Linked DNA regions of Homo sapiens: region 1 is linked to region 2. A link is a loop called in an ENCODE intact Hi-C map of the cell type or tissue named here. Cell type or tissue: A673. All regions are shown on one strand.

What was found. Peaks named below come from ENCODE experiments on the same cell type or tissue, not always from the same donor. Only the 100,000 strongest peaks of a DNase experiment are listed, where the experiment ranks them.
Region 1: it touches region 2 in a loop (4-fold over the local background); 5 of 110 quality-filtered maps call a loop at or near these places.

The regions. Positions count from the first base shown.
Region 1 is chr19:8,521,755-8,529,754 of GRCh38, reverse strand. MYO1F (myosin IF) reads left to right here. Exons shown (of 28, transcript NM_012335.4): 22 at 2,272-2,417; 23 at 2,820-2,966; 24 at 3,154-3,302; 25 at 4,193-4,276; 26 at 6,926-7,121; 27 at 7,209-7,378. LOC124904633 (a long non-coding RNA gene) reads right to left here and starts at 3,310. Exons shown (of 3, transcript XR_007067131.1): 1 at 3,211-3,310. RefSeq lists enhancers at 3,027-4,002, 6,579-7,078 and a silencer at 4,043-4,122. In A673, a CTCF peak has its summit at 4,302 (motif pointing left); DNase peaks (open chromatin) are centred at 2,904, 3,344 and 3,954; H3K4me3 peaks cover 1,746 bases; H3K27ac peaks cover 1,756 bases.
Region 2 is chr19:8,350,189-8,358,188 of GRCh38, reverse strand. No RefSeq gene overlaps it. Among named protein-coding and RNA genes, the nearest start is that of ANGPTL4, 10 kb to the left of the region's middle. RefSeq lists an enhancer at 3,981-4,060. In A673, a CTCF peak has its summit at 4,055 (motif pointing left); DNase peaks (open chromatin) are centred at 4,108 and 5,588; H3K4me3 peaks cover 507 bases; H3K27ac peaks cover 1,108 bases.

The DNA.
Region 1 (8,000 bases), 170 kb before region 2:
CCCAGACACACCTGTCAGATACACCCTCACCTGGCCAGATGCATCTCTCAACAATCACACATTCATTCACCTTGTCTAGAAGCCCCAACCACGAGGCCACCCTTGCCTATCCTAGACACACCCATCCATTAGGTACACTCTACCTTCAACCTGGAAATTAGATATACCTTCACCTGGCCCAGACACACCTGTCCACAGGTACACTCTCACCTGGCCCAGGCAGCCTAGTCCATAGGTACATGCTCTCTACAGGGATACATCACCTGACCCGTGCATTCATGCTTGGCATAGACAGCTGGGCACCTCCACCAACAGACACATCCTCTTCTGCCCCAGACAGCCCTGAACCTACGTGTACTCTAATCACCTAGCCTGGACTCTCCTGTCCACAGGTACACCCAGACTTGGCCTGTTTACCGTCACCTGTACCTGGGCGGGCCAGGTACACACTCACTTGACCCATATCTCATGTCCCAGAGAGTCACCTAGCCCAGTAACTCACCCTACCCTCACCTTAGAGAGGCCTATGTGTGGCAGGTACACACTGAGATCACCTATATACCATCTTTACCTGGATGGATAGTCTCATATGGCCTGGACACCCTCACCTACCTTGGACAAGTTTATGTGGCAGGTGCCTCCTCACATGATCTGTACAACTTCACATACCAGACACACATTATTGGGTACCTTCACCTGATCCACCCACCTGCTTTGGACAGGTCTGTGTGGCAGGTATGCCCTCTCAGGTGACCTGTATACCATCACCTTAAATGTTTTCACTGAGACAGGTATCCCCACTAGACCCAGAGAACTCTGACCGCAGGCCAGCTCAACCGGCTTGCACATTCACCCTTCTACCAGGTACACCCTCACCTGCCTTCCTGTACAAACTCATAGAGTTCAGATACACACCCGCTCACTTCCTCTCATGATCCAGATACTCCTATTTACCTGACTTGTACACCCTCACCTGAACCATAATACCTTTACCTGAGCTGGCTACAGTCACATGACCCAAGTACTTTCACCTGGTCTAAGTGTTCTCATCTGGCCCGGGAACCCATGTCCAGCAGGTGCCTTACCTACCCAGCACCTGTTCACTGACCCAAACACCCTTTTCTAGCCAACCAACCAACCAACACATTCCCATCTGACCTCGTTTCTTTTTTGTTTTTCTTTTTTGTTTTTTTGAGACAGAGTTTTGCTCTTTTGTGTGTGTGTGTTGAGTCAGAATCTTGTTATGTCGCCCAGGCTGGAGTGCAGTGGCACAACCTCGGCTCACTGCAACCTCTGCCTCCCAGGCTCAAGCAATTCTCCTGCCTCAGCCTCCCGAGTAGCTGGGACTACAGGCATGTGCCACCACGCCCAGCTAGTTTTTTGTATTTTTAGTAGAGATGGGGTTTCATGGTATTAGCCAGGATGGTCTCAATCTTCTGACCTTGTGATCCACCCACCTCAGCCTCCCAAAGTGCTGGGATTACAGGCGTGTGCCACCGCGCCTGATCTGTTATTTTTTGTTTGTTTGTTTTTGAGACAGGGTCTTGCTCTGTCACCCAGGCTGGAGTGCAGTGGCAGGATCTCGGCTCACTGCAACCTCATCCTCCTGGGTTCAAGCGATTCTCCTGTCTCAGCCTCCTGAGTAGCTGGGACTACAGGTGCCCACCACCTCGCCCAGCTAATTTTTGTATTTTTAGTAGAGACGGGGTTTCACCATGTTGGTCAGCCTGGTTTCAAACTCCTGACCTCATGATCTGCCCGCCTCGGCCTCCCAAAATGCTGGGATTACAGGCGTGAGCCATGGCACCCAGCCCTCCTTCTGTTTCTTATATAACAACTCATGGCCAGGCGTGGTGGCGCACACCTGTAATCCCAACCCTTTGGGAGGCCAAGGAGGACAGTTTGCTTGAGATCAGGAGCTCAAGACCAGCCTGGGCAACAGGGCAAAACCCTGAATCTACAAAAAATACCAAAATTAGCTGGGCATGGTGGTGCGCACCTGTGGTCCCAGCTACTCAGGAGGCTGAGGCAGGTGGATCACTCAAGCCCAGGAGGGGGAGGTTGCAGTGAGCTATGATGGCACCACTGCACTCCAGCCTGAGCGACAGAGTGAGACCCTGTCTACAAAACAGACGACTCATACACCTTCACCTGGAGGGCTCCCACCTTCCTCACCTGACCTGCCAGCACCACCCCTCTGCCTGGGGTGGATCCTCTGTGGCCAGGCTGGCCAGGCTACAGGCATCAGCCTCTAATCCTGCATCCCCACAGCCCATCAAGCGGGACTTGATCCTGACGCCCAAGTGTGTGTATGTGATTGGGCGAGAGAAAGTGAAGAAGGGACCTGAGAAGGGCCAGGTGTGTGAAGTCTTGAAGAAGAAAGTGGACATCCAGGCTCTGCGGGGAGTCTCCCTCAGGTGAAGCCAGGTCCTTACCTGCCGCACAGTCACTCTCACCTGTCCCCTGGCTGCCCTCATTCTAGTGACCCCGTCTGTTACCCTGACAATCTTACCTGGTGCCATGCCTGTAGCCCTCTGTTGGCCCCACCTGTCATGTTCACCTGCCCCCTATGCTCATGATCCTTAGATGCCAAATCCTTCCGTCCTGCACCTTACCCTCTTACTAGACCTCACCTGGCCCTCTTCTGTAACCACCTCTTCCACTCCTTGCCACATCCCCCTTTTTCTCCTACCTGGTCACCGCTGACTTGGCCCTTAGCTGACCCTTCCCTAAATCCACCTTCAGCCACCTTCATCTGTCTCTCTCACCTGTCGCCCTCACCTGTGTCCCACCTGACGCTCTCACCCGCCCCTCCCCAGCACGCGACAGGACGACTTCTTCATCCTCCAAGAGGATGCCGCCGACAGCTTCCTGGAGAGCGTCTTCAAGACCGAGTTTGTCAGCCTTCTGTGCAAGCGCTTCGAGGAGGCGACGCGGAGGCCCCTGCCCCTCACCTTCAGCGACACGTACGGCCCCGCCAACCCCAGCACCATCTCGGGGTGGTCTCGGCGCGGCGCACCCTCTCCCGCCCCACCGACCCGGCCGAACTGCGCTTCGGCCCCGGCCGCGGCCCCGCCCCTGCCCCAACCAGCGAGAGTTGGGTGGGGCGGGGGACCTCAGCCAGCGCCCCCAAGCTTTCTTCTCTCCCCATAGACTACAGTTTCGGGTGAAGAAGGAGGGCTGGGGCGGTGGCGGCACCCGCAGCGTCACCTTCTCCCGCGGCTTCGGCGACTTGGCAGTGCTCAAGGTTGGCGGTCGGACCCTCACGGTCAGCGTGGGCGATGGGCTGCCCAAGAGCTCCAGTGAGTCTGCGCGGAACTAGGGCAGAGGGGGCGGGGCCAGCGAGGCTGGTTAAGAGTGGACGAAGGCCAGGAAGGGGAGTGTCTACAGAGAGAGAGAGAGAGACTTTTGAGTTTTGTGGTTTTTTTAAGACGGAGTCTCACTCTGTCGCCCAGGCTGGAGTGTTGTGGCACGATCTTGGCTCACCGCAACCTCCGCCACCCGGGTTCAAGCGATTGTCTTGCCTCAGCCTCCCGAGTAGCTGGGATTACAGGCGCCTGCCACCGCGCCCAGCTAATTTTTGTAGTTTTAGTAGAGACGGGGTTTCACCATCTTGGCCAGGCTGGTCTTGAACTCATTACCTCATGCTCCACCCGCCTCGGCCTCCCAAAGTGCTGGGATTACAGGCGTGAGCCACTGCGCCCGGCCAGAGAGACAGACTTTTAAACAAAGGCCGCAACCAATTAGTGGGCGTGAAATGTGGAGGAGGGACGTGGCCATGGAGGAAACCAATCAAAATAGTGGGGCGGGGCCAGCAGGCTGGACCAGAGAGGGCAACAGCAAGGAAGGGGCGGGTCTAGAGAGAGAGAAAGACTGTTAAGGAGAAGACATGACCAATGCGGGGGCGAGAAATGTAGAGGGGTGCGGCCAGAGCGGCAACCCTGGAACTGGGTAGTGATGAAGGAGTGACCTAAAGTGGGCGGGCCCAAAGAGCAAGGCCAGTGAGGTGTTGGGCCCTTGGGGGGCGAGGCCAATTAGTGGGCGGAGCCAGTGTAACTGTACCTAAGGGGCGGTGCTAATGGGAGAGCCTGAGGGGGCGGGGTGCGGCGGAGCCTCAGAATGGACTAGATTTGTGGGCGGGGCAAAGAGCGTGGTCTGTCTGTCATTCAACTCCCTGACACTCTTCTTTCAGAGCCTACGCGGAAGGGAATGGCCAAGGGAAAACCTCGGAGGTCGTCCCAAGCCCCTACCCGGGCGGCCCCTGCGCCCCCCAGAGGTGAGGAGCTGCGTCCCTTGCTATATTCCCTTGTCTGTTGTGGGTCCCATGGCCTAAGCCAGACCTTCAGCAAACGAAATCTAACAAACACAGTTTACCACTCACTTCTCTGTCCAGGACTCTCCGTAGCTCCACATCTCCCGCAGAATAAAGGCTAAACTTAGTTTGGCATTCAGAGCCCTTCAAAACCCAAACCCAGCTAACCACTGACATCTTCTCTCCTCCTACCCTACACTCCTGCCCTGTAAACTACATCTTTTTTTTTTTTTTTTTTTTTTTGAGATGGAGTCCAACTCTGTCTCCCAGGCTGGGGTGCAGTGGAGCGATCTCGGTTCACTGCAACCTTCACCTCCTGGATTCAAGCGATTCTCCTGCCTCAGCCTCCCGAGTAGCTGAGATTACAGGCACCCGCCACCACGCCCGGCTAATTTTTGTATCGTTTTAGTAGAGACAGGGTTTCACCACGTTGTTCAGGCTGGTCTCGAACTCCTGACCTCAGGTGACCCGCCCGTCTCGGCCTCCGAAAGTGCTGGGATTAACAAGCATGAGCTACGGCGCCTGGCCTCAAACTACATCTTATTTTCCCAATTCACAAAATTTATTCTTACCTCCAGGCCTTTGGGCCGTTTTCTCTGCTTCTCTCTCAAATTCCCATTCCATTCGTTGAGCTCTTATTTATCCACCAAGACGTACCCACAGAAGCTCTCCTACAGAGGATAGGAGGAGGGAAACTTGCCCCTGCAAAGCCACTCCTGGCCAGGCAAGATGGCTCACACCTGTAATCCAAGCACTCTTGGTAGGCCAAGGCAGGAGGATCACTTGAGTTCAAGATCAGCCTGGGCAACATAGCAAGATCCTGTCTCTACCAAAAATTCTTTCTTTTTTTTTTTTTTTTTGAGACAGTCTCGCTCTGTCACCCAGGCTGGAGTGCAGTGGCATGATCTTGGCTCACTGCAACATCCACCTCCTGGGTTCAAGCGATTCTCCTGCCTCAGCCCCCTGAGTAGCTGGGACTACAGGCGTGTGCTACCACGCCTAGATTTTTTTTTTTTTTTTTTTTTTGAGACAGAGTCTAGCCCTGTTGCCCAGGCTGGGGTGCAATGGTGCGGTCTCAGCGCACTGCAACTTTCCACCTTCTGGGTTCAAGAGATTCTCCTGCCTCAGCCTCCCCAGTAGCTGGGATTACAGGCATGCACCACCATGCCCAGCTAATTTTATCTTTAGTAGAGACAAGGTTTCACCATGTTGGCCAGACTGGTCTGGAACTCCTGACCTCGTGATCCACCCGCCTCGGCCTCCCAAACTGCTGGGATTACAGGTGTGAGCCACCGCGCCCGGCCTTTTTTTTTTTTTTTTTTTTGAGACGGTGTCTTGCTCTGTTGCCCAGGCTGGAGTGCAGTGGCGTGATCTTGGCTCACTGTAACCTCCACCTCCCAGGTTGAAGCAATTCTCCTGCCTCAGCCTCCCGAGTAGCTGGGACTACAGGCACACGCCATCATGCCTGGCTAATTTTTGTATTTTTAGTAGAGGCAGAGTTTCACTATGTTGGCCAGGCTTGTCTCAAACTCCAGACCTCGTGATCAGCCCACCTTAGCCTCCCAAAGTGCTAGGATTACAGGCGTGAGCCACCGCGCCTAGCCTAAAAATTCTTTTTAAATTAGCTGGGCATGGTGGTGTGTGCCTATAGTCCCAGCTATTTAGGAGGCTGAGAGGGGAGAATATCATGAGCCTAAGAGTTGGAGTCTGCAGTGAGCTATGATCTCACTGCTGCACTCCATCCTGGGCCACAGAGCAAAACCCTGTCTCTAAACAAATAAAAAATAAATAAGGCCAAGTACAGTGGCTCATGCCTGTAAAACCAGCATGTTGGGAGGCCGAAGTGGGAGGATTGCTTGAGGCCAGGAGTTTGAGACCAGCCTGAGCAACATAGTGAGACCCCATCTCTACTTTAAAAATTATAAAAATCAACTGGGCATAGTGGAGCATACCTGTAGTCCCAGCTCCCCTTAAAAGGAGGCTAAGGAGGGAGGATTGCTTGAGCCCAGGAGGTCAGAGTTGCAGTGAGCTACGATTGTACCACTGCACTCCAACCTGGGCGAGAGTGAGACCATGTCTCAAAATAAACAAATAAAAGTAAAAAATAATTGGCCAGGCGCGGTGGCTCATGCCTGTAATCCCAGCACTTTGGGAGGCCAAGGCGGGCGGATCACAAGGTCAGGAGATCGAGACCATCCTGGCTAACATGATGAAACTCCGTCTCTACTAAAAATATTTAAAAAATTATCCAGGCGTGGTGGCAGGTGCCTGTAGTCCCAGCTACTCGGGAGGCTGAGGCAGGAGAATGGCGTGAACCCAGGAGGCGGAGCTTGCAGTGAGCCGAGATCGCGCCACTGCACTCCAGCCTGAGCGACTGAGCAAGACTCCATCTCAAAAAAAAAAAAAAGTAAAAAATAATTTTAAAATTATGCTTAAAAAAGCTTCTGTCTAGGCCCTCCTAGCGGCAGAGTCCCTCCGTCTGGCCCAATCCTTACCACACTGGGTTGAGAGTGTCGCAGTCTCCTCCCTCAGCCTGAGAACTTGAAGCCAAGTCCTCCTCAAATCCTCCTAGCATCACCCTAATACATGTCTTCATCCTTGCTCCTGCCACAGGCATGGATCGCAATGGGGTGCCCCCCTCTGCCAGAGGGGGCCCCCTGCCCCTGGAGATCATGTCTGGAGGGGGCACCCACAGGCCTCCCCGGGGCCCTCCGTCCACATCCCTGGGAGCCAGCAGACGACCCCGGGCACGTCCGCCCTCAGAGCACAACACAGAATTCCTCAACGTGCCTGACCAGGGCATGGCCGGGTAGGTGGGGTGGGAGGGCAGCTCCAGGAGGTGGGCAGGGGGTAGGGGAGTGTCTGGGGCTGTGACTCAAACCCCCTGTGCCCACAGCATGCAGAGGAAGCGCAGCGTGGGGCAACGGCCAGTGCCTGGTGTGGGCCGACCCAAGCCCCAGCCTCGGACACATGGTCCCAGGTGCCGGGCCCTATACCAGTACGTGGGCCAAGATGTGGACGAGCTGAGCTTCAACGTGAACGAGGTCATTGAGATCCTCATGGAAGGTGTGTGTACCAGGGCAGAAGCTGGGGTGAGGGGAGTGGTAAGAACCCTGACATCGGCCGGGCGCGGTGGCTCACGCCTGTAATCCCAGCATTTTGGGAGGCCAAGGCGGGCAGATCACGAGGTCAGGAGATCGAGACCATCCTGGCTAACACAGTGAAACCCCGTCTCTACTAAAAATACAAAAAATTAGCCGGGCGTGGTGGCGGGCGCCTGTAGTCCCAGCTACTCGGGAGGCTGAGGCAGGAGAATGGCATGAACCCGGGAGGCGGAGCTTGCAGTGAGCCGAGATTGCGCCAACACACTCCAGCCTGGGCGATAGAGCGAGACTCCGTCTCAAAAAAAAAAAAAAAAAGAACCCTGACTGACATTGCCAGGCAGACCCCACCACTGCACACCCTCCCCACGGGAGAACAGAGATAACAGATGGGCGAGGTGGCTCATACCTGTAATCCCAGCACTTTCAGTGGCTGAGGCAGGAGGATCACTTGAGGTCAGGAGTTTGAGACAAGCCTGGGCAACCTAGCAAGACCCCATCTCTACAAAAGATTTACAAAAAAAAAACTTTTAAAGAGTAGAAATGGCCGGATGCAGTGGCTCACACCTGTAATTCCAGCACTTTGG
Region 2 (8,000 bases):
AAAAAAAAGAGGTCTGGCACGGTGGCTCAGGCCTGTAAACTCAGCTCCTCGGGAGGCTGAGGGAGGAGAATCGCTTGAACCTGGAAGGCAGAGGTGGCAGTGAGCTAAGACTGCGCCATTGAACTCCAGCCTGGGTGACAGAGCAAGACTCCATCTCAAAAAAAAAAAAGGCCGGGCGCGATGGCTCACGCCTGTAATCCCAGCACTTTGGGAGGCCGAGGCGGGTGGATCACGAGGTCAGGAGATCGAGACCATCCTGGCTAACATGGTGAAACCCCGTCTCTACTAAAAATACAAAAAATTAGCCAGGCGTGGTGGCAGGCACCTGTAGTCCCAGCTACTCAGGAGGCTGAGGCAGGAGAATGGCGTGAACCCAGGAGGTGGAGCTTGCAGTGAGCCGAGATGAGGCCACTGCACTCCAGCCTGGGCAACAGAGCGAGACTCTGTCTCAAAAACAAAAAAAACAAGAAACAAAACAACAACAACACACACACACGTATACGTAATACATAAGTGCATAAGTGCATAGATAGATAAAATACACTCACATAGAGACGTATTCTTATATATTTATATAATACACTCATGCAGGGTGAGATAATACACACTTTTTTGTACATCTTCTTTTTCTGACCCACTTAAGGATATATTGCACACATAACGTGTGCCTTTTGCCCTTTACTAAGAAAAAAAAGTGTTTATATAACCGTGGTACAGCTAGCAATTTCAGGAAATTTGACCCTGACATAGTACTGTTATCTAATCTATGGTCCATATTCCAGTTTCATCAATTGTGTCAAGCATGACCTGAACAGCTGTGGTTTGTGTTTCTGTTTGTTTTCCTTTGTTTTGGAGACAGGGTCTCACTCTGTCATTCAGGCTGGAGTGCAGTGGTGCGATTATAGCTCACTGCAGCCTCCAACTCCTGGGCTCAAGTGATCCTCCTGCCTCAGCCTCCTGAGCAGCTGGGACTACAGGCACATGCCACCACACCAGGCTAATTTTGGTATTTTTTGGTAGAGACAGGGTTTAGTTACATTGCCCAGGCTGGTCTCAAACTTGAACTCCTGAACTCAGGCGATCCTCCCACCCCGGCATCCCACAGACCTGGGATTACAGGCATGAGCCACTGTGCCTGGCCACAGCTGTTTTTTGTTTTGTTTTGTTTTTTTAAAAAAAACTGAGTCTCCCTCTTTTGCCCAGGCTGGAATGCAGTGGCATGATCTCAGCTCACCACAACCTCAGCCTCCTGGGTTCAAGCAATTCTCCTGCCTCAGCCTCCTGAGTAGCTGGGAATACAGGCACACGCCACCATGCCCAGCTAATTTTTGTATTTTTAGTAGAGATGGGGTTTCACTATGTTGGTCAGGCCGGTCTCGAACTCTGACCTCATGATCCTCCCGGATACACTATAATGTGCTAGGATTACAGGCGTAAGCCACCGCGCCCGGCCTCACAGCCATGTTTTTTATGAGCAGGACCCTATCCAGAATCATCCACTGCATTTCATTGTCATATCCTGTTGGTCCTTTTTTTTTTTTTTTTTAATCTGAGACAGGGTCGTTGTTATGTTGCCGAGGCTGGTCTCAAATCTGGACTCAAGCAATCTTCCTGCCTCAGCCTACTGAGTAACTGGGAATACAGGTGCATTCGCTATACCAGGCAGGGCACTGGCATTTTTTGAGACACGGTCTCACTTTGTCACCAAGGCTGGAGTGCAGCAGTGAGATCACAGCTCACTGCAGCCTCAACCTCCTGGGCTCAAGTGATCCTCCCACCTCAGCCTCCTGAGTAGCTGGGACAACAGGCATAAGCCACTATGCCTGGCCAAACACTGATATTTTCGAGATGTACACACCGGTTTTTTGTAGCACGTCCTCCATTTTGCATTTGTCTGATGCAGATGTTTCTTCCCCTTAAGGTGCCTGTTATGTATTTTTGGCAGTGATGTTGTGTCCTTCTCAGTGTATGATATCAGGAGGCACATGATATCTGTTTGCTCATTGGCACCATGAATGGTGCTAAGATTTAACTACATAAGTTGAATCCTAGATGGTCAATGCTGCAATGGGGTAAGCACACAGGCCTAGAAGAGTATAGAAAAGATGTCAATCCCATTAGGTAAGGATTCCTGGAGCAGGGGTCCTAAGACTGAGAGATGCTTGACAGAGTCCTAGACAAAGTGTACAGGAAATAGATGACTCAGGTTCAAGGAAGAGCATGAAAAATTCTCTCTGGCTTGAGACATGCAGGATTCTTCTCAGACAAGCCCACAAGGTTGTTAGGACTATGTAATGGCACATCGTGTCCAGTGACTGGCCTCTACCGCCCCCAGCAACTAACCACAGTCTTCCTGCCACACTGTACTCACATCCAGGTCACCAAGAAAGGTCAGCCCAAGAGCAGGACCTCAAACACTCAGGGCAGAAAGGATGACTCAGAATCTGGGCTGGTGCTCAGAAGGGAACGGGGTTGCCTTTCCACCCTCCCCTATTAGCTTTTCCCCATAATTCCTTCCAGTCTGGGAACTTGTACATTGCAGGGCAGACAGCTATGAAGTCACTAAGGAAATAATAACTGTAGCAGCGTACATTTATTTAGTGCCACCTTTACACCATCAGACACTTGTGTAATCCATTTTATCTCAACCTCAAGTCGGTCCCTGAAAGGAGATAAATTGAGCTTCTGAGACCTTTAGGAATTTGGACAAAGTCACACAGCTCAGAAGGGTCAAGATTTGAACCTAGGCCAGGCGTGGTGGCTCATGTCTGTAATTCCAGCAATTTGGGAGGCTGAGGTGGGCAGATTACCTGAGATCAGGAGTTTGAGACCAGCCAGGCCAACCTGGTGAAAACTTCTCTCTACTAAAAATACAAAATATTAGCTGGGCATGGTGGTGAGTGCTACCTCCCAGCTACTTGGGAGGCGGAGGCAGGAGAATCGCTCTAACCTAGGAGGCAGAGGCTGCAGTGAGCCAAGATCGCACAACTGCACTCCAGCCTGGGTGACAAAGCCAGAATCCATCTCAAAAAAAGAGATAAAAAAAAAGATTTGAACCTAGTTCTCTTTAGTTCCAAACCATTGAATCTCTCTTTCTGTCTTTTAAGACGGTGGCGGGGGAGGGCACGTGGGGTGGTGGTGGGATGTCTTGCTGTGTTGCCAAGGCTGGATTGGAACTACTGGGCCCAAGAAATCCTCCCATCTCAGCCTGCTCACTAGCTGGAATTAACGGTGCCCAAAACCGTGACCTCTTTTATTTTATTTTTCATTTAATTTTGTTGTTGTTTTGTTTTTGAGACGGAGTCTCACTCTGTCGCCCAGGCTGGAGTGCAGTGGCACTATCTCGGCTCACTGCAAGCTCCACCTCCTGGGTTCATGCCATTCGCCTGCCTCAGCCTCCCGAGTAGCTGGGATTACAGGTGCCCGCCACCAGGCCCAGCTAATTTTTTGTATTTTTAGTAGAGATGGGGTTTCACCGTGTTAGCCAGGATGGTCTTGATCTCCTGATCTCATGATCCGCCCGCCTCGGCCTCCCAAAGTGCTGGGATTACAGGCGTGAGCCACCGTACCTGGCCTATTTTTAAAGCTTGTCATTGTTTTGTAATTTACGATTTATTTATTTATTTATTTGAGACAGCGTCTTGTTCTGTCACCCAGGCTGGAGTGCAGTGGGGCGATCTCGACTTACTACTACCTATGCCTCCCAGCTTCAGGGGGTTCTTATGCCTCAGCCTCCTGAGTAGCTGGGATTACAGCTGCTGGCCACCATGCCCGGCTAATTTTTGTATTTCTAGCAGAGACTGGGTTTCACCATGTTGATCTTGAACTCCTGATCTCCAGTGATCCACCCGCCTCGGCCTTCCAAAGTGTTGGGATTACAGGCGTGAGCCATCGCGCCCAGCCTATTTTTATTTTTGGGAAATTATTTTTACAACAATAAGAAAAAGCTAGAGATAGATTCCCCCACTACCCCCCACCCCGAAAATTCCTTCTCTGTATATACCCGGTTTGACAACCGCGGCCCCGGGGGGTTTACCCTAGATAGCAGCGCCCTCTGGTGGTGAACTCGAGAGCAGCTGTTCTGGCCGCTCAGACGCGCTCCTTTCCCGCTGATCCCAGGCGCCTGAGAGGAAGTTCAAGGCCTCCTGGCGGCTGCCCGCCCGCTGTGGGAGGCTCGAGAAGACTGAGTAAATCAAGGGGGAAGTGGAGATGATGACGACGATGATGATTTTTGAGACAGAGTCTCGCTCTGTCGCCCAGGCTGGAGTACAGTGGCGCGATCTCGGCTCACTGCAACCTACACCTCCCGGGTTCAGGGGATTCTCCTGCCTTGGCCTCCCAAGTAGCTGGGACTACAGGCGCACGCCACCACACCCGACTAACTTTTGTATTTGTAGTAGAGATGAGGTTTCACCATGTTGGCCAGGCTGGTCTCAAACTCCTGACTTCAAGTGATCCACCCGCTTCAGCCTCCCAAATTGCTGGGATTATAGGCGTGAGCCACTGCACCCCGGTTGAGACAGTCTTGCTCTTGGCCCAGGCTGCAGTGCAGTGGCGTGATCATAGCTTACTGTAGCCTCAAATTCCTGGGCTCAATCAATTCTGCCATCTCAGCATCCTGAGTAGCTGGGACTACGGGAACATGCTACCATCCCCAGCTAATTTTTAAAAATGTCTGCTGGGTGCAGTGGCTCATGCCTGTAATCCCAGCACTTTGGGAGGTCGAGGCGGGTGGATTACGAGGTCAGCAGATGGAGACCATCCTGGCTAATGCGGTGAAACCCCATCTCTACTAAAAATACAAAAAATTAGCCAGGCATGGTGGCAGGTGCCTGTAATCCCAGCTACTAGGGAGGCTGAGGCAGGGGAATTGCTTGAACCCTGGAGGCGGAGCTTGCAGTGAGCCGAGATTGCGCCACTGCACTCCAGCCTGGGCGACAGAGCAAGACTCTGTCTCAAAAATAAATAAATAAATTTTCTAGAGACAGGGTCTTGCTTTGTTGCCCAGGCTGGTCTCAAACTCTCAGCCTCAAGCAATTCTCCTGTCTTAGCCTCTCGAGGCACTAGGATTACAGGCATGCACACCACAACTGGCCAATGCTGTCTTTTGAAGCTCCTGACTGGGGCCAATTAGCTCTCATGTCAGGGGTGTCAATGTTCTGAGACAGGCCGGGCACAATGGCTCACGCCTGTAATCCCAGCATTTTGGGAGGCAGAGGTGGGCGGATCACCTGAGGTCAGGAATTTGAGACCAGCCTCGCCAACATGGTGAAACCCTGTCTCTACTAAAAATACAAACAATTAGCTGGGCTGATAGCAGGTGCCTGTAATCCCAGCTACTGGAGAGACTGAGGCTGAAGAATTGCTTGAATTCGGGAGGCGGAGCTTGCAGTGAGCTGAGATCGCGCCACTGTACTCCAGCCTTGGCGACAGAGCGAGACTGTCTCAAAAAAAAAAAAAAAAAAAAAAAAAAAACTGTTCAGAGACAGGCGCAGTCTCTCTGGGCAGTTAAGCATTCCAGATGGGGGCAGGGGTGCCTTGGAGTTTCCAGGAGGCCCCTAAAATGGCAAAGGAGCTGAAAGTGGCTCCCAAGGGGTTCAATGTATTCTGGAGTGCCCGGGAACCTCCTCCCTCTCTCTTTTCTTTTCTGACTCAAGCCTCAGCCTGGGACAGGGTGGGAGAGAGAAGGGTCACATTTTCTACCATGAACACCCAGGGTATTAGGAATGTGGGGGAGGAGGGAAGTTGTTTAAGAGGTCTAAGAGCATCTTCCTCACCCACGCAAGCAAAATTCCTTTTCTTTCTTTCTTTCTCTTTCCTTCTTTCTTTCTTTCTCTTTCTTTCTTTCTATTTCCGTCCCTCCCTCTCTCTCTTTCTTTCTTTTCTCCCCTCTTTCTCTCTTTCTTCCTTCCATCCTTCCCTCCCTCCCTCCTTTCTTCCTTTTTCTTTCCTTCTTTTTCTTTCTTTCTCTTTCCCTCCCTCCCTCTTTTTCTTTCTTCTTTTCCCCCCTTTCTCTCTTCCTTCCTTCCTTCCCTCCCTCCCTCCTTTCTTTCTTTCTTTCTTTCTTTCTTTCTTTGTCTCTCTTTTCTTTCTTTCTTTTTTTTTTGACAGAGTCTCGCTCTGTCACCCAGGCTGGAGTGCAGTGGCGCGATCTTCGCTCACTGAAACCTCTGCCTCAGCCTCCTGAGTAGCTGGGATTACAGGTGCACAGCACCATGCCCGGATACATTTTTTAGTTTTAGTACAGATGGGGTTTCGCCATGTTGGCCAGGCTGGTCTCCAACGCCTGACCTCAGGTGATCCGCCCACCTCAACCTCCCAAATTGCTGGGCATGCAGGCATGAGCCACCGTGCCCGGCCCCTTTTCTTTCTTATACCTCTCCCCACTGGCTAGCTAGGCAGGAATACTCTTCAGAAATTCTTGGTCTGCAGGGAGCTTGAAATCACCTTTCAATCTTTCCATTCAGTGAAAATTTATTGAGTGTCTACTGTGTGCTGAGCACCTGTGGTGGGATTCTGAGTAGCTGGGATTACAGGCGCCCACCACCACAGGCTGGAGTGCAATACTGCACTCTCAGCCCATTGCAACCTCTGCCTCCTGAGTTCAAGTGATTCTCCTGCCTCAGCCTCCTGAAGAGCTGGGATTACAGGCGCACGCCACAATGCCCAGCTAAATTTTGTTTTTTTTTTTTGAGACGGAGTCTCGCTCTGTCACCTAGGCTGGAGTGCAGTGGTGCGATCTTGGCTCACTGCAAACTCCGCCTCCCGGGTTCATGCCATTCTCCTGCCTCAGCCTCCTGAGTAGCTGGGACTACAGGCACCCGCCACCACGCCCGTCTAATTTTTTGTATTTTTAGTAGAGACGGGGTTTCACCGTGTTAGCCACGATGGTTTCAATCTCCTGACCTCGTGATCCGCCTGCCTTGGCCTCCCAAAGTGCTGGGACTACAGGCGTGAGCCACCGCGCCTGGCCAATTTTTGTATTTTCAGTAGAGACGAGGGTTTCAACATATTGGTCAGGCTGGTCTCGAACTCCTGAACTCAAGTGATCCGCCTGCCTCAGCCTCACAACATTCTGGGATTACAGGCATGAGCCACCACTCTGGCCGCAATTTCCAATCTCCTTTTCTCTCTCTCTGTCTCTCTCTCTCTCTCTCTCTCTCTCACACACACACACACACACACACAAACACACACCCCTCTGCTTCCATCATAACACCTTCTATAACTCTGACCCTCCTACCTTTCTCTTCTTTTTTATTTTGAGACAGAGTCTCTGTCTTTCAGGCTGAAGTGCAGTGGTGTGATCTTGGCTCACTGCAATCTCTGCTTCCTGGGTTCAAGAGAAGTGATTCTCATGCCTCAGCCTCTGGAGTAGCTGGGACTACAGGCATGCACCACCATGCCTGGCTAAATTTTTTGTGTGTTTTTAGTAGAGGAAGGGTTTCACCATGTTAGCCAGGCTGGTCTCGAACTCCTGGCTTCAAGTGATCTGTCCGCCTCAGCCTCCTAAAGTGCTGGGATTACAGGCGTGAGCCACTGTGCCAGCCATAATGATTTTATGTTATGAGACAGGGTCTCACTCTGTTGCCCAGGCTGCAGTACAGTGGCTCAATCATGGCTCACTGCAACTTCGACCTCCTGGGCTCAAGCGATCCTCCTGCCTCAGCTTCCCAATGTGCTGGGATTACCGGAATGTGTCACTGCACCTGGCCAATAATCAGGTTTTTATCTTGCCTTTCTTCTCTAAAAGTGTCACTGGAAAACCAGATAGTACATAAGAAGAAGTATCTTGCATAAAAAAAAAAAAAAGAATTCAACTAACAAATAAGGACGAAATGGCCAGGCGTGGTGGCACAAGCCTGTAATCCCAGCTACTAGGGAGGCTGAGGAAGGAGAATCACTTGAACCTGGGAGGCAGAGGTTGCAGTAAGCTGAGATTGTGCCACTGCACTCCAGCCTGGGTGACAGAGCGAGATTCCATCTCATAAAAAAAATTA